Linked DNA regions of Homo sapiens: regions 1 and 2 are each linked to region 3. A link is a loop called in an ENCODE intact Hi-C map of the cell type or tissue named here. Cell type or tissue: endothelial cell of umbilical vein. All regions are shown on one strand. Region 1 has its middle 90 kb from the start of LINC02644. Region 2 holds the start of LOC124902405 (a long non-coding RNA gene). Region 3 overlaps ZNF438 (zinc finger protein 438).

Region 1 (5,000 bases), 150 kb before region 3:
CATGGCTGGTAGGGATGGAGACTAGGCCTGGTGGTAAACAGGGCAAGAAGAGGAGCCCTGGATGCAGGAGGCCATCCTCATGTTCCCGCTGCAGAGGTTGTTCTTGGAGAATTTGGTCCCCTAAACTCCACAGACAGGGAAAGGGAGGTTTCGCTTAAAGGGGCCTGGATGGAGGTGGCTTTCTCATCTCCTTACATGGAAAATGGGGACGAGGCTGTCTTCAAGCTAAGTACCTTTTTGGGAATGACTAAAGAATCGTCACTGTGCCCAAGGGAGTGAGTGACCCTGGAATGGATGTGAGGGAGGCTTGCGATCTCCTCTCTGGAAATGCAGACCCCCCAGGGAAGCTGGCTCTGTGCCAGGGGAAGGTTGTGCAGGGACCAAGTGAAGTGCCCTTCCAAGTCTGAGCTCCCTGGTCCCATCTGAAGTCTAGCCGAGCCAGGAATGGCGGCTCTTGAAGGGCTTTTTCAAGTCAAGCTCATTGCTCTGGCTGGGGGCTAGCACAGGGAGCAACATGAGAGCCTCTGACCACTCACAGGTGGAGGGCACTGGAGGCAGGGCAAAGAGCTATGCAGAAGAGGACAGCATTCCGTAGACTCTGCTACTGTTTCTGTGGCACGTGGGCAAGTATCCCCAACAGTCACTAGAAAAGCACAGAATGAACCCATCCTTCCCTAAAGCGAAGAATGCAGCCAGGCAGCTCCACATTCAAAGCTCAGCTTCTCATGTACCAGCCATGGGCCCCTGGGCATGTGAAATTAAATTGCCTGCTTTCCTCATCTGCAAAATGCGGATGACAATTCCTGCCTTCCTTTCAGCATTGCTGTAAACATGCAAAGAGGCAAGAGCTGTAAAATCATGAGCATAGAGCCCATCTTGGAGCTAGTGCAGGATATGCGGTAGACGCTGAAGAAGGGGATCATCTGTATGTTCTACTTTATGGATCTATTACGCATTTCCATCCCTTCTCTTACTTCACCTTCCTCATGTTAGTAGATAAATATCATTATACCCATTTTACAGAAGAGGAAATAGAATGGTTAAATAGCTTGCCTACAAGCTAATCTTAAGATGAGCGCCCATTCTACAACATTACAACTCTTTTTTCCTTCGTTTCCCTTTAGGTTAAATCTAACTTCCACCAATAAGCCCCCTCCCCTTCCAGACCCTCAGCAGCCAGGCAACAGGCCGCTAGCTGCATTTTCTCTCAAGGCAAACAAGATCCCTTTCCTTGCTGCTTTTGGCTCCCAGGAGACAGGCAGTCCTGTTGTCTAAGCTCCTCTAGCCACAGGATCTTGAGCACAAGCAACAGTCTTTAATTTTGTACAGAGTGAGCCTTTTGTCTTTAGTCCTATCTCAATTCTTATTAACGCAATTAAAATGCATTCCATTGACTAAGGTGTAAATGTGCTCCCCACGATGGGTGATTGTCTATGGAGAGACGCATAGAGAATAAATAGTCTTCTAAGTGGCTTCCAGGCTGCAGCCAAGCGGAAGGCTTGCTTTCATCAGTGGAGGTGTTCTTGCCGCATAAATCTCCGGCGACTACTTGGTCTCCGGTAAACACCACATTGGCATCAAGATCAAGGAAACGGAAGTGCAATGATGAAGTTCGCAAAGATGGGGGTGGCGTGTGTTCCCATGCAAACATCTTGGCTTGGTGCTCTGTAAGTTGGAGAGCTTGACGCTGAATTGCATGAAGAGGTCCAGCCTGCATCAGTTACTACATCAGGATCCAAAAGAACGTCCAGCACCCCCCACCTTCTGCTCCCCGGTTCCAGCAGACCCATGCATCAGAACAAAAGCTGTCGGCAGCACTTCCCCCACCTCCGAGCCAAGGATCACCTTAACCTTCTTCCCGTCTGCTCCATTCAGTCTCCACTGTTACATTCTGCCTCCACATTCAAGGCCTGGCTGTGGTCAGAGGTCGCTGAATGAATCATGTTAAACAAGAGCTTTGCTGATGTTTTAGAATTTCTAGGGTGACCTAATTCCCTGTATCTGTTTTTCACAACTTTTCTATTTTTTTTCTTCTTCTCTGTTGTTTATAGGAGCAAATCACTGGACGGAGATCAAGCAGTTTATGGTGCCAAGAAACCAGAGAGGCTGCAGAGGCTCAGAGCACCATGGAAGAAAGCTTTCTGCTTGCCAGCACCGTCCCCAACTGCCCCTGCTGAGGGGCTGCCTTTGGAGCTGGCACACGGGATCCCTGGGGTCAGCACAGGGTGGCCCATGCATACACCCAGCCCCAACAGGACGCCTGGCTCAGTGTTGGCAACAACCGCCTCCCCAGGGACCCCTCTATGCCCTGGCCTGGCTGCTTCCCCAGCCTCAGCTCCAATGGGCGGGGGGGGTTCCTTTTGTTTCAGCGTGCAGGTGACCTTATGCTGGTGTCTCATAGAATAAAGAGAATGTGTTCGTGGGAGAAACACTGGCAGGATAAGACTTCCTGCCTGCACTGTGCTCTTCAGAGAGCACGTTCCTATTTTGAGCTCTTTCTTTCTTGCCACTGCCCTGCCCCAGCAGGAAAGGACCTCTGCACGTTCTCATTCTCCGGTTCTGCAGAGGCTGAATCAGAGACTGGAAGGCTAGGGCACCGGTTGCGCTTCTATTCACTTCTAATGTGAGCTTCAGAAACTTCCAGCCCTTGCATACCCACTCTCTCCCTTGGCCCTCCTCCTAGATTCCCACAAGCTAGACAGGGCAGGATTCCTACCCGACCCTGGATGAGGAAAGTGCGATCAAAGCTCTGAAGGACTTGTCCAGGGTCGTGGAGCTCATCAGTAGAGCAGCCCAAGCAGAAACAGATTTTTCTAAGTCTAAAAAACGTGACAATGTAAATCAGAAAGTTTAAGTTGCATTCTTTCTTTCCATCACACTTTAAGTGTGGGATTATTTGCAAATCACCTATGGTGACTCTCTATTACTCCTATTTTATCTGTTTGATAGACCCAGATTTTCCTTTGTGCATTCCTTGAAGTGAAGCCCTTGGATGAAGCTAGCTCCCACTGACTCGGGAATAAAAGCTCTTACCAGGTACCTTGTGATTCTAAGTGCTTCTGGCCCATCCAGGCATTTAATGGGTACTGGTACCATAATCGCCACCACCACCACCACTATCATCATCATCATCATCATCACCACCACCACCATCATCATCATGGTCATCTCCCACCCCTGTAGACCTATGAGGATAAACTGGCAGATACTTTAGTTAGCCTGTGCAAGGTCAGCAGAGGAGAGGCAGGAATGTTGAGGCTCAAACTCAGGGCCTCTGCTCACAGTCTTGGCTTTACTCTCTGCCTCGTCCCAAACACACCTTGCTTCTTCTCCCACTGTGTCTGTGAAGGGAGAGGGAAGGATTAGATTTTAGAGGCGAGAAGCACTGAGCCAATGACACGACGATCCTGGATTACCCTACTTAGAGGCATAGATGGGTTGGAAGCCTAACATTTTCAGACTAATTTTCAAGAAGCTTCATCCAAGTACTTAGGATGAGCCAATGGCAGAAGAAATATTCAGAAGTAAATCCCCTAGACCTGCTTCTTAAATTTTAATGTACATGCAAATCCCCTAGAAATGGTGTGGGAATGCAGATTCAGATTCAGCAGGTCCGGGTGGGGCTGAGGCTCTGTATGGCTAACCAGGGTGATGCAGAAGTTTCTGGTCTGTGGACCAGACTTTGAGTAGCAGGGCCCTAGACCACAGGTTTCCTGACTAGATTCCTGGGTTTCCTGAAGATGACTCAGGTGCTGGCCTGGGGGGCTGTGCAATGGGGTTTCTGAATCACATCTCTCTTGGAAAAAAGGGTTTATCCTGCTTTGAAAATAAGTTTGAAAGCCACAACCCTAAATATAATACCCCATGCACTTGGAGGTACTTATTTTAATGTGTGGCAAGAAATTTCTGTCCCCAAAGAGAAATTCTTTTATATGCTTTGCTGACTCAGGGGAATCAGTGCCCATATTTGGACAGCTGGCCTTACAGTGACCTCACTGCTACCTAATGGAAAATGTTGAAGGTACTCTACTTAGAAATAATTATATTTACATAGCCTCTGTGTTCTCTCCCCCCAATCCCTCTCTCTCTCTCTGTCTCTCTCTCTCTCATAGATTCTTGCAGAAAAAAAAGAACACTTGCTTCTGGAATTCATCAGTTCCAGCTGTTTACTTCCATTGAGGCCAGAAACTTATTTTTTTTCCCTGTGTTTAAGTTTTTTATGGGAGCGAAGGGTAAGGAAGGCTTCCATGACTACAATCATGAAAAATCGGTCTATTGAGTGAGAGCTCACCACCAGACCAGAGAAAACAAGATATTGGGGCATTGAACGGGAAGGTCCTGAATATAATCCTGTGTTCTCCCTATGTGTTCTGCAAGAAAAGAATTCTGTGATCAAGCGTGTTAGGAAAATGCAGTGTTAAACAAACTTCTCTCCTATAGGATTTCTTAGAGCCTTTTATGAGATAATATGGTTATAACTCCCCCAGAGGCAATAAGTGTCTGCAATGTTTCCCAAACTTCCTTAAATAGAGTCCACTTTCATGGAACATCTTGAGGAACACTAGAAGTCCATGGAATCTGACTTCTGCAAGCAGCTGATCAAACCCCAGCTCTAGAGCACCAGATTCAGACGAGATCAGGCACATTCAGGGTGGAATGACCAAAGACTAGAAGGCCTGATTCAATCCCTAAACCTGGGAAAACACCTTCCTTGTGGGCTGGTTCCCCAAATGATCAGACACCAAGACCTTCCATCTCTGGAATTATAGTTCTAGAAAATTCTAGAAAGTTCTGGAAAGTTTTTGGCTAAGACTTGGACCATCCCTGGGAGTTTGGTGCAGAGGCTGAGCTACAGAGTCACCTCAGTGGCCAAGACTTAGGAATCATCCCACAGTCCTGCAAGTGCACAGTGGGGACTTAGTTTCATTCCCCATGTGTCTCCAGAGTGGCCCACAGGGAGCCGTCTACATACGTGGGTTTGGGTGAATGTGGGGAATCAG
Region 2 (5,000 bases), 140 kb before region 3:
GAGAGGGAGAAGGGAGCTCAGGAGTTGAGAAATCCCTTCTTCAACCTTCATCCTAGGGTTAGATGCTGGAGAGAGAACCAGTCCAAAGCTCTGTCCCGTGAGCTGCCAGGGAACCCCATGCATGGTACTGGGGTATTGGAGGGAAGCTGGTTCAACTCACTCCTCAAAGTCAACCCAACCACGGTGCAGAGGGACCCATTTTGTGCAGAACTGCAGTACTGTGCAGTTTTGGACCTGTCCTTTGGACCTGAAATCAAGGCAGGCTGTGGAGTCCACTCTGCAAGCTCTCGTGTCTGTTCATTGAGTTACCAGCAGCTTCCTGCCACTGGCCCGTGTAGCCCTTGGTCAACAGGCCATGACTACAGCTACTGGCCTGGAGCCAGTGCTGTCGACAGGAGGAAGTGGGCTGGGGCTTGGCTTCTAAGGCTGTAGGGGCTGATAAGTGGCCAAGCAGGACCCTGCTCATGCAGCCTTGACCCAGAGGCATCCCTGCAGGCTGGCGGGTGGAGGGGCTGACCTCACTGCCCTCGGGCTCGTCTGGCCTCCTCTGGCCTCGCCCTCTCTGGCGGGTCCCCTTCCCTCTGGGTGCTCCAAGTGCTGGTGAATCCAACCTGCTCTCTCCAGCCAACCCCTCTCCTCTCACCTCCTGACATACAACTGTCCACCTGACATGTTCAAACGTCACTGCCCCACCAGGCCTGCTCATCCGGCAAACTCCCCAGCTCAGCTGATGTAGGCACGGCTTTGCTAACCTCAGCTCCAGAGGTGGCGGGGGAGGAGGGTCAGCTAGGGAAGCCCCAGCTGTGACAGAGACACTTTTTCCTCCTCTCTCTAGATCTCAGGAAAGCTCAGAGACCCAGGACCCACCTAGGAAGGTGGCTGTTTTCAAGGAAGAGGGGCAGTTGGTAACTTGCCAGTCACAGACTGGACTGGCGGGGAAAGGTTGGAAACTCCTGAGAGATGGGCAGGTGAGGAGTCCCTTGGCCTCCCCCAGCACAGAACAGACAGCCACCCTGGTGTCCTCTTGTGTCTCTGCAATACAGTGAGCTCCTGAGGGCAGGACCTGCGTGAGTGGAGCTCGGAACCTCGCACAGGGCAGGTGCTCACTAAGGGCTTGCAGGCAAGCTAGGCAATGGCCTCTGGGGACACTCCCTACGACGCCTGCACGTTTTTAGCAATGAGCAAACACTCTGCAGGGGTGTCTGAGTAGAAGCTGTGGGCTCCCCAAATCTTGCCGCGTGGTTGGTTTCTTGGGATCCGCCAGTTCTGTTCGAGGGCAGTCAGCCGCGTCTGCCGCAAGGCTATTCCAGAGTGGCCCCACCGCTCCACCCACTCTGGGTAACTCATGGGCACACCCTGGAAACCAGAAAAACAGTGGAGCTCTGCCTGTCCCCGAAGGAAAGAATTACATTGCCGCAAGCAATTTGGAAAGGAGCAAGGAGCTTGGAAACTCGGAGCAAGCGGAATCATCTCCTACCGCCCCGCTTCTGCTCGGCTCAGGGCGCACGATGAAAAGGCTGAATTTGTCACATTTCCCCACACTCAGTCCCAAACAGGCTATCCCAGTCGTCTCTCCCTCCGGAGGAGACCCCTTCCCCTTCACAGCTCCCTTGCAGCTCTCTTTTTTTCTGCTAGCTTGCAGCTTTAAGGGGTAGGAGTCCGATTCTGAAGCTTGAAGCCTGGGCCACTTTTCCACAGGGTGCTTGGCATTGCCGGGGACCAGAACTGTAACCGCCCGGAGCTGTACGAACCTGCACACAGTCTCTGCCCAGCCGCCCAGAGTCCATCCTGGCCTTTCTCTCCAGTTTCCTCCCTTCATGGTCCCAGGCTTTTTCCCCAAAATGAGAGAAGTCCCCAGCTTGGAATCCCAGAGACCTGCAAAGCCGTAAGGAACGGCTCCATTTTGCATGACGCTAGTTAGCCAGCAGATCACTGGAAAACTCAACTACATTTCAAGCAAGCAAGTTGGAAAGAATGTTGGGCTTCCCTGGGATTTAATATGACAGGTTTCTGGCTCTGTGAATTTAGATAAGATTAACTCTTCATTCTTAAGGAAAGAAAAAAAACCCCAGCTCTCTGCAATATCAGTTTAGGGGGAAAATGTGCTGCTTTGAAAGCATCGAAGGCAGTCCGATTTGCACGTCCCCTCTTTCTGGGGCTGCATACTTTCTGTGTCTGATAATATGTTTGTTATACCTCGTCTCTGCCAGGGACACATACAGTAAATTGTCAGCTCAAACCATGTAATCTTTTAACCATAAGGTTCCAACATCTGTTGACCAGTTGTTGCATGGTTGAATCATTAACATGGCTTCTAATTTTACTCTTTGAATTTAACATAAAACATTTTAATGAGTATATGTAATTCATACTTTCCAACTTCAGAGAGTCCTGAAAGAGAAACCTATGCTTTTATAACCCAAGCCTCTGAAGTAAACAGTTTTATTTTTAAATCTCATTTCCTCCCGTTCCCCTTACACAAATGCATTATAAAACAGACCCATTGGACGTTATCTCCCTTTCCAAAAAAAAAAAAAAAAAATGCATTCAAATATTTGTCTAGGTTTCGGTGAAGAGTCCCCTAAGCTTTGTGCTCATAGGATATGTCAGATGGGCCCATTCTTCATTTGGAGATTAGATAAGGCTGTGAGCCCCCATTCCTCCATCTGTAAAAACAAATTGAAAACTGGCATAAGAAAGACAATCCCTGAGTCATGCTGGGAAAATTCGGTTTTAAAACTTGCTTTCGCTCTCATGCCTGTTTTTACTGAAATGAGATGGATTTAGTCATGGTTTGTTCCTGCCAACTGAGTTCACTTTTCCCATTTCCCCCTTCTCTGGGTATGCCTTCAACCTCCAGCCTCGAAAGTGACTGCGTTTGATTAAATGCAATTTTGGATTGAACTTTTTATTCAGAGACATTCCTCTCTTAATATATTTTGAGGTATTTTTTAGGAACAGACTCTAACAGGCCAGAGTAGAAATGTTCAATCCGATAACGTGTGTGACTGATAAAGCCCTCCCTCTAACAACTCCTTGCTATAGCTGTGTTTATCATTCACTAGCTCCTGGAGAATTTCAGAAGGAATCCCATGTTAGCATCTGCTTCCTCCTGGGGAATCTTCTTTATTTCTATTTTTTATTTTTATAGAGACAGCATTTCACTCTGTTGCCTAGGCTGTAGTGCCGTGGCGTGATCACAGCTCACTGCAGCCTCGAACTCCTGGTCTCAAGTGATTTCCCCACCTCAGCCTCCTGAGTAGCAGAGACTATGGGTGTGCACCACTACATCTGGCTAGTTTTTAAAATTTTTTGTAGAGATGGGGGTCTCATTATATTGCCCAGGCTGGTCTCGAACTCCTGGGCTCAAGTGATCCTCCCATGTCTCAGCCTCCTAAAGCACTGGGTTTACAGATGTGAGCCACCATGCCCAGCCCATGACACTTTCAAAGCAAAAGGCCTGGAACTAACCTTGCTAGTGTGGCTTCTTAACTCCTGTTGGAAGTCTCTCTCCTAAGAGACCTTCGACAGCAATGTCACTAAAGAACGACCGGAGTGAAATGCCTTTTGCTTGTGACAGATTAAAGAAATAGCTTCCTTTTGAGTCTCTCAAGTTCAGGCAAGTTCAGAAGCAAGATCACAACACAGCATTTAGTGTGTGGCCAGAGATAAGGCGACCCCAGTCAAGATAAGGTTCCTCTGTGCATTGGTGGCTTTGTGTTCAGTGCTACCAGTGACTTGGGTACTTTCTGGGAGTGTTACGAGTGACGTGGGTACCTAGGAGTGAAGCAGAAGAAAAGTGCTACCTCCTTGGCTCTTGCCTAGCCAGGAAAGAAAAATGACAAGCAAGTAAATTGTGTGCCTATGGCAGTAAAGTTTTCCTAACAAAAAGCTGAAGAAACTTTTCTAGATATTTTAGGGGGACTAGGGATTTACTGCGAATCTAGAATTATTGGGGGACAGCACTTGTAAAACATAATTTTCGAGCTAGGGGCCAGTGATGGGGCGGGGCTCCAGCAGGGGCTGGGTGATGGAATTGGGGAGGAATTTAGAAATCATCTAGTCCAAGGGCTTTCTTTTGAGATGAGGAAATGGAGTGTGCATGAGAGGTGTCACCCCCAGCAACTTTCCGTGTCAGAAATTCTCTAAAGAAGATTGAGGGAGAGAAGAGAAGAGATGGGTAGCCACAGGGGAAGGAGGAAGAGGGATTCAGAGAGGGGGCCAGGAGAGAGGGGAGCAGGTGAGGAGAGAGGAGGGAGTCAGAGGCGTCGGCTGGGAGGGAAGGAGCCACTCCCGCCCTCTGCAATCCATGGCTGAGCTTCGAGGTGGCGCGGGTTATTTCAGTTCTATCCCCTGAGCTCTTTCCCCTGTCCCTGCCCAGTGGCAGCACAGGCTTCCTCAGGAGGAGTTCTGTCTCCCTCCAGAGGAGCAGGCCTAATGCAGAAGCTAGAGCGGTGCGTGTTTCAACAGAACACAAAAGCAAATCTCTATGGAGATCATGCATGCACAATGACACAGCCCATAAACTGCTCCAGTGCCCTCCCTGCTGAAGGTATAAAGCCCCATCCTTGGAACAATTCACGTTTTTAAATAAACCCATGTTGGGTGCCACTGTGGCCATCTGCTGCGGCCTCTGTGCCATCCTCCCTGCTCTGCGGGACTCCTTAGCCACCCTCTGGTCCTGCTGGCCTCTCAGGGCTGGCCAGTGTGGGTGCAGGGCTTCTCAGGGGCAGGAGGAGCAAACAGTGGGGGCAGAAGGGGCCGCGGCGCTCATCACACTAGGAGGGTCCTGGGATGAGCCCGCGGCATCCATACCAAGCCAGAGAATGGTGTCCCCCTCACTCTGAACACCCATCGCCCCTTCTGAATCCCTCCAAGGGTGGCATTGACAACAGGGTGACAGATGGGTACTGGAAGGAAAGAGAACACAAAGGAAAAAGATGATCTCTCCACCCAGATGACCACAGGCACCTCAACCTCATCATGTCACAGGCACTCTC
Region 3 (5,000 bases):
CAGGAGTTCGAGACCAGCCTGGCCAACATGGTGAAACCCCGTCTCTATTAAAAATACAAGAGATTGGCCGGGTGTGGTGGCGTGCGCCTGTGATCCTAGCTACTCAGGAGGCTGAGGCAGCAGAATCGCTTGAACCCGGGAGGTGGAGGTTGCAGTGGGCCGAGATTGCACCACTGCTCTCCAGCCTGGGTGACAGAGTGAGACTCCATCCCAAAAGAAAAAAAAAAAAAAAAAGTTTTACAAATTTTGGTACTTTCTAAACAAAATGCGTTTAAAACTACCAGAGAGGCTAGTACTTACAAAAGCTTGAAATAAGAAATTCTGTTGTAAAGTACTGGTTCTCTCCATCAGTTTAGGTCTTTTAATTTGCTTTTTCTTCTTAAGGTTACAAAAGCGAAAAGTCTTATTTCACCTCCAACCCACCTTACTCTTTCCCATAAAGGTAACTTCTGTTATGCTCTGTCAACTCCTGCTTGTACAGAGCAACAAACTATAGAAGATACAGATAGTAAGAACTCTTAAAATACTCAGATCAATCTCAAACCTTATTTTAGATATAAGCTTCAGCCTCTTTCCCACTAAACTTGACATCAGAATAACTAGTAAAACTTGTAAGTTACTCACTTTCCTTCTTCCTCCCAACCTATGCCCCAGAAAAGTTGGAGATTAATAGAAAAAGACATAAGCAACACATCTAAATAACGTGCATGTGTGTATGAAAGTTTCATAGTGCACATTCCTGAAACTTGTTCTATAAGAGATTTTAGTAAGTGTTCTTTAAAAATAAAGTAAGAAAGGAAGGAATTTGGAAGGAAGAAAGACAGGGGGTGGGTGTTCCCAAGTTCAAATACATTTGGGAAACACTGGGTTAAATAAAATACCAATATACACTACGTAATATACATTGTGATTGCTCCCACTTTTCCTAAAATTAGCAAACCACCAAAACCTTTAATCACGGATCACTTAGTAATATCTTGAAAGAATCTAGGTCTTTACAAAAATACAGTGTGAGAAGCAAGTTGGATATAGCTTCCGGCTCATTGTCACACTGGCAGCAATTCATACAGCTGAACAACTGTGGATATTCAGAGAAACATGCACAAGGTCACATCAATTTGCTACTGGCCAGAAGACTAAAATATAAAATAAAAATTAAAGTGAGCAGACTGTCTCAAGATTCCATCTTTACTGTTTTGGAAAAACTGGTTTCGTTTCTGTGTGGCATTATTTTTCCTTTAGCTATATAATAAAATAATACAAGTAGATGTTTGACTCTAAAATGCACTAATGGGTTTGCTTTTAATAAGTAAATATAATCAAAGGGTCTCAATATAAATTATATTCATTTTAAAATCTCCTTTACAAAACAAAAAATAGGACTAAAATAGTTTGTAATATTAGTACATGCTTTATTGTGAAAGAAACTTTAAGAGGTTGGCCGGGCACAGTGGCTCACACCTGTAAGCACTTTGGGAGGCCAAGGTGGGCAGATCACCTGAAGTCAGGAGTTTGAGACCAGCCTGGCCAACAGAGTGAAACCCTGTCTCTACCAAAAATACAAAAATTAGCTGGGCATGGTGGCGGGCATCTGTAATCCCAGCTACTCAGGAGGCTGAGGCAGGAGAATTGCTTGAACCCAGGAGGTGGAAGTTGAAGTGAGCCGAGATCGTGATACTGCACTCCAGCCTGGGCGACAAGAGTGAAACTCCATCTCAAAAAAAAAAAAAAAAAAAAAGAAACTTTAAGAGGTTAATAGAAACTCCTATCAAATTATGATATTTATCTATAGTGACAAATATCGATAGCCACCTATCTACGTGTAAAAAAATAGTGAACTTGGAAATATCTCCTTATATGTTAGGATTCAAATCAAGATATAACTCAGCAGTGAGCACTAGTATATATGCCAATGAGGCCAGGCCCTGTGGCTCACGCCTGTAATCCCAGCACTTTGGGAGGCCAAGGCGAGTGGATCACAAGGTCAGGAGTTCAGGAGTTTAAGACCAGCCCGGCCAAGATGGTGAAACTCCGTCTCTACTAAAAACTACAAAAATTAGCCGGGTACGGTGGCAGGCGCCTGTAATCCCAGCTAATCGGGAGGCTGAGGCAGAAGAATCCCTTGAATCTGGGCAGCAGAGGTTGCAGATTGCAGCACTGCACTCCAGCCTGGGTGACATAGTGAGACTCCATCTCAAAAAAAAAAAAATTTTTTTTGCCAATGAGATTGAATCAAGCTTTTATTATCAAACTGTAGTCATGAACAATAACTTTTCAGTGTATCTTATTCCTGTCTTCCTGCTGAAATTTTACTTGGGTGAAAAGTCTGGGAGGATTTCCTACTAAAGTGATCCTTATAGTAGCTGAAATAGCTGCTGCATGTCCTAGGTGGAAGCTTTTCTGAAATTCTACTTTAGGAGAAAATAAGGAACAAATAAGTCACTGATGAAGAAAAGTTTCCACCACACACTTCAAGCATTCTCTTTTTTAGTTGTTTCTTCATTGCTGCTCGGCACAGGAAGTGTGATAACTGTCACCCTTACTTATAAATGTCAGATAGCCTTACTCTTTTATACTCAAACCCCAACTATTTGTTTAATGCCCTATTCAAGCTTCCATTAAATCTTTGATCACTCTCTAATTCAAGTAAAAATGATTTCTCCTTCCTCAAAGCTACCTGATTCTTGTCCATGCCTCTCACTTAGCTCATAACTATATTTAACATACTTTAGGTTGCTGTTTAACTTGATTAGTGTCCATATCCTCTTCGTTGAGAAGTCTAGGACACTTCAGATGGCAGGAACAAGGTGATGCACATCTCTGGAGAGTCCACAATACCAGGCACAATGCTGTTTACACTAGCATTCTGCAAGTATTTGTTGACTGACGGACATTAGTATTTTCCTGGGGGAAAATATAAGTGTTCAGGAAATGTTAACAGATTATCTTTAATCGATAACTAAATGAAATCTTTTTTTCTATGACCAAGCAGTGTCACGGATAGGTCAGCCAAGTATAGATCACCTAAGGACTTGGGCACAGAATGTTGTGAGGAAATTAACTGTTCAATGACAAAAGGACTCTGAACAGGACCTACCATTACAGATTAACAGGAAGGATGTAGACATGCACACAGTCATATGCATATGGAACAATGACCTCAAACTATAAAAATCCGAGAAAAAAACCTAGGAAATACCATTCTGGACACTGGCCTTGGCAAGGAATTTGTAGCTAAGACCTCAATTGCAACAAAAAAATTGACAAGTGAGGCCTAATTAAACTAAAGAGCTTTTGCACAGCAAAAGAACTATCAACAGCATAAACAGACCTTACAGAATGGGAGAAAATATTCAAAAACTATGCATCCAACAAAGGTCTAATATCCAGAATCCATAAGGAACTTAAGCAATTCAACAAGCAAATAACCTCATTAAAAAGTGGGCAAAGGACATAAACAAACACTTCTCAAAAGAATACATAAAAACAGCCAACAAACATATGAAAAAATGTTTAACATCACTGATCATCGGAGAAATGCAAATCAAAACCAAAATGAGATACCATCTCATGCCAGTGAGAAGAGCTATTATTAAAAAGTCGAAAAATAATATGCTGGTGAGGCTGCAGAGAAAAGGCAATTCTTATACACTGCTGGTGGGAATGTAAATTAGCTCAGCCACTGTGGACAGCAGTTTGGAGAGTTCTCAAAGAACTTAAAAACAGAACTACCATCCAACCAGCAATCCCATTTCCTAAAGGAAAATAAATCGTTCTACAAACAAGACACATGAACTCCTATGTTCATGACAGCACTATGTACAATAGCAAAGACATGGAATCAACCAAGGTGTCCATCAAAGAAAACGTGGTATATATACATCATGGAATACTATGTAGCCATAAAAAAATAAAATCATGTCCTTGGCAGCAACATGGATGCAGCTGGAGGCCATTATCCTAAGTGAATTAACTTAGGAACAGAAAATTAAGTACTGCATGTCCTCACTTATAAGTGGGAGTGAAACATTACGTACACATGAACACAAAGATGGCAGCAATAGACACCGGGGACTACTAGAGGAAGGAGAGAGGGAGGAGGGAGGCAAGAGTTGAAAAAGTTAACTATTGGGTACTATGCTCAGTACCTAGGTGACAGGATCATCCATAACCCAAACCTTAGCATCACACAATATACTCATGTAACAAATCTTGTGGCACATGTAACCCCTGAATCTAAAATAAAAGTTGAAATGATTTTTAAAAATACAAAGATGTACGTACTAAATGCATCACTCTTTACTATTAGCAATACTGTAAAAAAAATAGAATCTACAAAAGTAATCTGGCAGTCTCATTCATTCATTCAACAAACCATTATTGAAAACCCACTGCCTAAAATTACCCAGCACTTTGGAGGCCAAGGTGGGAGGATCACTTGAGAACAGGAGTTCTAGACAAGCCTGAGCAATATAGCGAGACCCTGTCTCTACAAAATGAAAAAATAAGTAGGGCTTGGTGGCATTTGCCTGTAATCTCAGGTACTTAGGAGGCTGAGGTGGGAGGAGCACTTGAGCCCAGGAGTTTGAGGCTACAGTGAGCTATGATCATGCCACTGTACTACAGTCTGGGTGACAGAGTGAGCTCCTGTTTCAAAAAAAAGAAAAAAATGATTTTAAATAGGCAAACTTTTGCTGTTAAAAAGAATCAAGGGGCCGGGCGTGGTGGCTCATGCTTGTAATCCCAGCACTTTAGAAGGCCGAGGCGGGTGGATCATGAGATCAGGGGCTCAAGACCATCCTGGCTAACACGGTGAAACCCTGTCTCCACTAAAAATACAAAAAATTAGCCAGGTGTGGTGGCACGCACCTGTAGTCTCAGCTACTCGGGAGGCTGAGGCAGCAGAATCGCTTGAACCTGGGAAGTGGAGTTTGCAGTGAGCTGAGATTGCGCCACTGCACTCCAGCCTGGGCAACAGAGCAAGACTCCATCTCAAAAAA

Evidence for each region. A loop is a pair of places that touch in the nucleus more often than their neighbours do. Peaks named below come from ENCODE experiments on the same cell type or tissue, not always from the same donor. Only the 100,000 strongest peaks of a DNase experiment are listed, where the experiment ranks them.
Region 1: a loop joins it to region 3, with 4 times the contacts of the local background. A loop is called at or near these places in 2 of 110 quality-filtered maps.
Region 2: it touches region 3 in a loop (5-fold over the local background); 2 of 110 quality-filtered maps call a loop at or near these places.

The regions. Positions count from the first base shown.
Region 1 is chr10:30,810,259-30,815,258 of GRCh38, forward strand. No RefSeq gene overlaps it. Among named protein-coding and RNA genes, the nearest start is that of LINC02644, 90 kb to the left of the region's middle. In endothelial cell of umbilical vein, no CTCF peak of the experiment used is centred here; DNase peaks (open chromatin) are centred at 1,993, 2,223 and 3,803; H3K27ac peaks cover 3,808 bases.
Region 2 is chr10:30,817,779-30,822,778 of GRCh38, forward strand. LOC124902405 (a long non-coding RNA gene) reads right to left here and starts at 3,535. Exons shown (of 2, transcript XR_007062104.1): 1 at 3,472-3,535; 2 at 2,427-2,666. RefSeq lists enhancers at 1-879, 275-324. In endothelial cell of umbilical vein, no CTCF peak of the experiment used is centred here; DNase peaks (open chromatin) are centred at 373, 2,723 and 3,653; H3K27ac peaks cover 3,996 bases.
Region 3 is chr10:30,961,676-30,966,675 of GRCh38, forward strand. All of the region lies in intron 2 of ZNF438 (zinc finger protein 438), which reads right to left. Among named protein-coding and RNA genes, the nearest start is that of ZNF438, 68 kb to the right of the region's middle. In endothelial cell of umbilical vein, no CTCF peak of the experiment used is centred here; a DNase peak (open chromatin) is centred at 3,046; H3K27ac peaks cover 3,101 bases.